Linked DNA regions of Mus musculus: region 1 is linked to region 2. Evidence: chromatin loops called from intact Hi-C (ENCODE). Cell type or tissue: left cerebral cortex. All regions are shown on one strand.

Region 1 (2,500 bases), 61 kb after region 2:
GACATGGTACAGGCATAGCTGAGAGTTCTACATCTTCATCCAAAGGCTGCTAGTGGAAGACTGACTCCTAGGCAACTAGGGTGAGGATCTTAAGCCCATACCCACAGTGGCACACCTACTCCAATCAGGTCACACCTCCAGATGGTGCCACTCCCTGGCTCAAGAATATACAAACCATCACAACCACTGTTTCCTCCAGAACACTGACCTGTTACTGTTATATACAAAGTGTCCTGAAAGTTTTTACTGTATGTATTCCCACCATCCCGTTTTCTAGTGCTAAAAAAAAAAATATTTATCTGAATGTATAGTGAAGCAAAAGATGTACTTCCAAAGGGATGGTAAATTCCAATTGTGTAATAAAGAAGTGATTGTGGCCAAAATAGTTTGTATAGGAAGGCCAAAGGAGAAGCCAGACTGAGTGGAAGGAAGGATAGAACAGTAGGGAGCTCTTTTAAGATACTTGGTGAAAGAAGTGGGAGTGGGTGGGTGGGGGACTTTTGGGATAGCATTAGAAATGTAAATGAAATAAATACCTAATAAAAAATAATAATAAAAAGGAAAAAAAAGATACTTGGTGAAAGAAGAGGAAGCAGATACAGTCAACAGCCTGTTCCAGTAAGTAGTGGTGTTGCTTCCAGCTGTCAAGATGGTCTACATTAAAAATGTAGACGAATTGACACTTTGACATTATTTTTACCTAAATTCGTTAAATTTTGTTCAAGATTTAGTACAAACTTTTGTTGTTGTTGTTGTTTAAACTAAATATCTAGTTTATATTTTGTAATTCTAACCCAGGCCCTGCGACATTCCCACATCCAGGTCCTCCATTAGACTACAGATCTTCTAGCTCTTTGCCTTTATCTGGAGGTTGGTTTCTTTAATAGCTTAGTTATTTCCTTCTCTCCATCCATTCCTTATGCTCCTTTTCCCGCCAACCCCGCCGAGGCCTGTGCAGTTGTCCATCATTACATTAGTCACAGCAGATCAGAGGAATTCCTTATACGTTTTGTACCCCTTATACGTTTTGTGGGAATTAAAACTGGCCAAGGGCAGAGGTGGGAATTTTCCCCAACGTGTCCCCATTGCTCATCTGACTTTGACACATTGCCACTGTGTATCAAGCGTCTTTAAATGAATGCCTAGAAAGCCTGAGATGATCCTTCTAAAGGATGGGGCTGAAGAACAGAAGCCAGTTAACAAGGCTGACCACCCATGGGAAGAGATCTGTGGGCTTACTAGAGAAGCACTCACCCGCGATCACAAATTTGGCCATGATTTCTAGCAAGACCTAGAAACTGGGACCGTGGCGTCACGGTTTCCTGGCAACCGCGGCGGGTACTAAAACTGGCGCAGGCGCGTTCAAAAGAGGCTGCACCGCCAGGGGCTAAAAGTTCAAAGTCACTATTTGAATGTTTTGAGTTTCCATAAACAACAATAGATGAACTTTATAAGCTCCGTGTTTTCCTAAGGCTCTCGCTTCTATCTTTTCATCAGAGAATAGAAACTATTCTTTCTGGAAGGTTTTCCTCCCTATTTGCACATGGCCTCCGCGGTCGCTGAGAACCGATGCTTTTTGACTTATAAAAGAATCCGTAATACGTCACCAGACGCGCCGCTTGAGGAGGAACTGTCATGGCTGCGCCTATGTGTAGTCACGGGGTTCTGTTCGAAGGTGAGTGGATGGCAAGCAGAAGCGGAATCGCGGGCCGGATCGTACTTGTCTTTTTACCTAGGGGAGAAAAGTTTGGGAAGTGGCCTGGGTCTTAAGTTTAGGGCAGTGCTGGGCGGCCCATTTGCGGAAAGACACCGACTCCGGTTCCGGGATCTTGATGAACCTGGCTGATTGTAGATTCTCAGGCGGGAAGGACATCGCTTTTTTTCTTTAATTCCGTCCCTAACCAAGACCGACCTGTCCGAGTACGTTTTCTTAACAGTTCGCTTTTGGCCAATGCAAGATGATCTGAAGTGTCCATCAATGATACAGTTTTCAGTGAAGGCCTCCAAAGTAGTGTTAACAAAGTTCTCCTTAGCCGATATTGAACACCTACACAAGACATTCTTATCTATCTTTCTGTCTGTCTTATCTATCTTTCTAGCTGTCTATTTCTATCTCTCAGTTTACCTACCTATCTATGCTACTTTATCCACATTTATTGATTGACTGATTGAAACTACTTTATCCACAACTGCTAAAGTGATTGACCTGGGTACTTTTACAAAGATGAAATAAACGTGGAGGAAGCATACCGAGGACATGTTCCATTTTAATATAAAACTCTAGCGGCTCGTCGGTGCCCATGCAAGCCCCTGTTAGATGCATTTCCCTTATTTAAGCAACAGTTTTTAACCATTATTTCTTTTATTTACCTATCCTCTACAGGACAGTCCACAGCATGTGCTCTTTTTTAGAAAGACGGCAACTTGCGTTGCATCTTGGGTATTTGAAAGTGTGCCAATAGATAGCAGAATGAATAGCAAAGCACGTTCCTTGTTATGG
Region 2 (2,500 bases):
GTAACTAGGTGGTACACTGGCACAGGCAGGATGGCATTCTGAACGATAATTAGCATTCCTAAGGGATGATTTGAATCACATTGCCAGGACTGGAATTTTCTATTGGAATCTGTCTTGGATCTCATAATGGAAGCCAATGGGATGATAATTTGCTATGCAAATCACAAAGCTGCTTCCCACTGGCCCTCTCAGAAGCCGGGCACTGCATGGTCGGAGGAGGGAGGGGCAGTGGGAGCCAGCAGCTCAGCAGCTCATCGACCTTGATTGAATTTGAAACCAGCGGATTTTTAAAATCCTTTGAGACTAGAGCTAACTTGAAGCCATGAGTGGCAGTCGGAAAGTCACAAAGACTTCTAGAGGAGAGAGAGAAAATGCCCCTCTACCCAGGTCCTTCTATCAAATCCACTTTGAAACTGGCTACTGTTATCAAGTCTGGTGGAACAAGTGGATGAGCAGATTAAGCCTCTTCTGGCTTTCTACTTGCTTGCGTTCTGAGACATGACGTTGTTAAGGATGAACGTCTGCAATGGTGGTTGCCTGAGACATGCCTCAGACAGCAGAAAAACTGCAGTAGGATCTATGTGCTGTTGCAAGCACTGGAAGGGCATTAAAGTATTAATACCTTCACCTGGCATATTTTGAGTCATGTTGTATAGCAGAGAGCAAAGCAAATCGCATAGCAGCTAGAAGCTGATGATTAGGCAGAGCTGCATTAAATCAGGACATCATGAAAACTGCCCCGTATAATATTAGTTTGCTTTCCTTTTGCTGTGATAAGCACCACACTCAAAGACGTCTTGTGAAAGGCAGGTTTATTTGGCTTACAGGTCCCCCTGTTCACCGTCTTCTGTTGAGGGAAATCAGGGCAGGAACTCAGACAGAAACAGAGGTGGGAACCATAAAGGACCACTGCTTACTGGATTGTTGCCCATGGCTTGATCTGCCTGCTTTCTTATTCAATCCAGGACCACGTGCCCATGTGTGGTGACATCTACAGTGGGCTCTTTCATATTAATCGTTAATTAAGAAGAAGCCCTACAGATACACCACCAGATGGAGACATTTCCTCAATTAATGTTCTCTCCAACGAATCCAGTTGTGTCATGTTGATAAAGAGCTCACCAGCACACTCTTTCTTTCTCTCTCTCTCTCTCTCTCTCTTTCTCTCTCTCTCTCTCTCTCTCTCTCTCTCTCTCTCTCTCTTTCTTTCTTTCTTTCTTTCTTTCTTTCTTTCTTTCTTCCTCCCTCTCTCTCTCTCTCTCTCTCTCCCTCTCTCTCTCTCTCTCTCTCTCTCTCTCTCTCTCTCTCCCTCTCTCTCTCTCTCTCTCTCTCTCTCTCTCTCTCTTTCTTTCTTTCTTTCTTTCTTTCTTTCCTTCCTTTCGGCTGAAAAGAAGACTTTAGAGGTTCTCATTCACTAGCTGCAAGATAGCCAAATTCATTGTGTGATTCCCAGCAGAGACGAGGGAAGCAGGCATATATCTGAATGATGAAGACCCTGCCCAGAGCATGGACCTCTGCCCACTGCCTCTCTGGACATTCTCTCTGTCCTCCATAAAACCACACTAAACCAATGAGGCAGATTTGAGTCAGAGAATCTCCTCAGCTTTCCTCAAAGCTGGCTTTGAATCTGTTTCTTTCTAACAATCTCTCTGTCTTTCCTTGTCTCTCTACCTCTATCTTTTTCCCTGTTTCTCTGTCTCTCTCTTTTAAAATAGTAAGCAATATGAACTTTAGAGTCCAGTAACAAGAGAAAAAAAAACCAAACAAACAAAAAAGCCAGGATGTTTGTGAAACCAGTTGGGACCAATGTCAAGATGTATGCTAAGTGTCCTTTGCTTGTTTTAACATTTCTGTACAATTAGGTTTTCATAATTGACATTTCCCACTATGTATCTATGGCACATTTGAACACTCCTCACAGGAACAGAAAAGGAGTAGACTCTATGTTGGGAGCACACAGACTAATCCTGGAAATTCTTCCCCTTATCCACCATAGTTGATGAATTATTTCTGTCTTATTGAGCTTTTCCATAAGACAAGACTCTGTCGACATCTTGCTCCTGAATTAAAACTATTTTCTAATTCCTTTGTCTCAGAGCTGAATCTTGTCTCTGGGGTGAGAACATTTATGCCTCTCTATTGCTCCTGAGACCCCTGCCCCCAACACTCACTGCCAGCAACATTTTAACCTTACTAAAAAATTTAAAACCTGCTGTCAACTCCAGGCAGACAAGCTTCTGTTTGCAATGGTTGGCAGTCACTGCAGAGACCCATAGCTGGTCAAAGTGCAGAAAACAAATGGCTGTTGAGTGCCTGGCCATAAAGGGGACATCTTTATTACCTCCTCCTCAAGGCTCAGGGAGCATCAGAAAGAACATAAGAGCTGGAGGGAATGGGGAGAAAGACAGAATACTGATTTCTGGACATTATGTGGCTGTTGTCTTCAATCTCAGAGCAGCTCTGGTCTCCTGCACAAAGGCTATACAAAATCAAGTCTGTC

The links. Hi-C counts contacts between places; a loop is a spot of excess contacts. Peaks named below come from ENCODE experiments on the same cell type or tissue, not always from the same donor. Only the 100,000 strongest peaks of a DNase experiment are listed, where the experiment ranks them.
Region 1: a loop joins it to region 2, with 5 times the contacts of the local background. A loop is called at or near these places in 3 of 42 quality-filtered maps.

Annotation. Positions count from the first base shown.
Region 1 is chr1:63,729,017-63,731,516 of GRCm38, forward strand. It overlaps Mdh1b (malate dehydrogenase 1B, NAD (soluble)), which reads right to left and starts at 1,302. Exons shown (of 11, transcript NM_029696.4): 1 at 1,255-1,302. The coding sequence starts at 1,276. Fastkd2 (FAST kinase domains 2) reads left to right here and starts at 1,609. Exons shown (of 12, transcript NM_172422.3): 1 at 1,609-1,675; 2 at 2,384-2,500. The coding sequence starts at 2,471. In left cerebral cortex, a CTCF peak has its summit at 1,400; DNase peaks (open chromatin) are centred at 1,356 and 1,583; H3K4me3 peaks cover 1,600 bases; H3K27ac peaks cover 811 bases.
Region 2 is chr1:63,667,955-63,670,454 of GRCm38, forward strand. All of the region lies in intron 6 of Dytn (dystrotelin), which reads right to left. Among named protein-coding and RNA genes, the nearest start is that of Dytn, 18 kb to the right of the region's middle. In left cerebral cortex, a CTCF peak has its summit at 1,048 (motif pointing right); DNase peaks (open chromatin) are centred at 388 and 1,036; H3K4me3 peaks cover 866 bases; H3K27ac peaks cover 285 bases.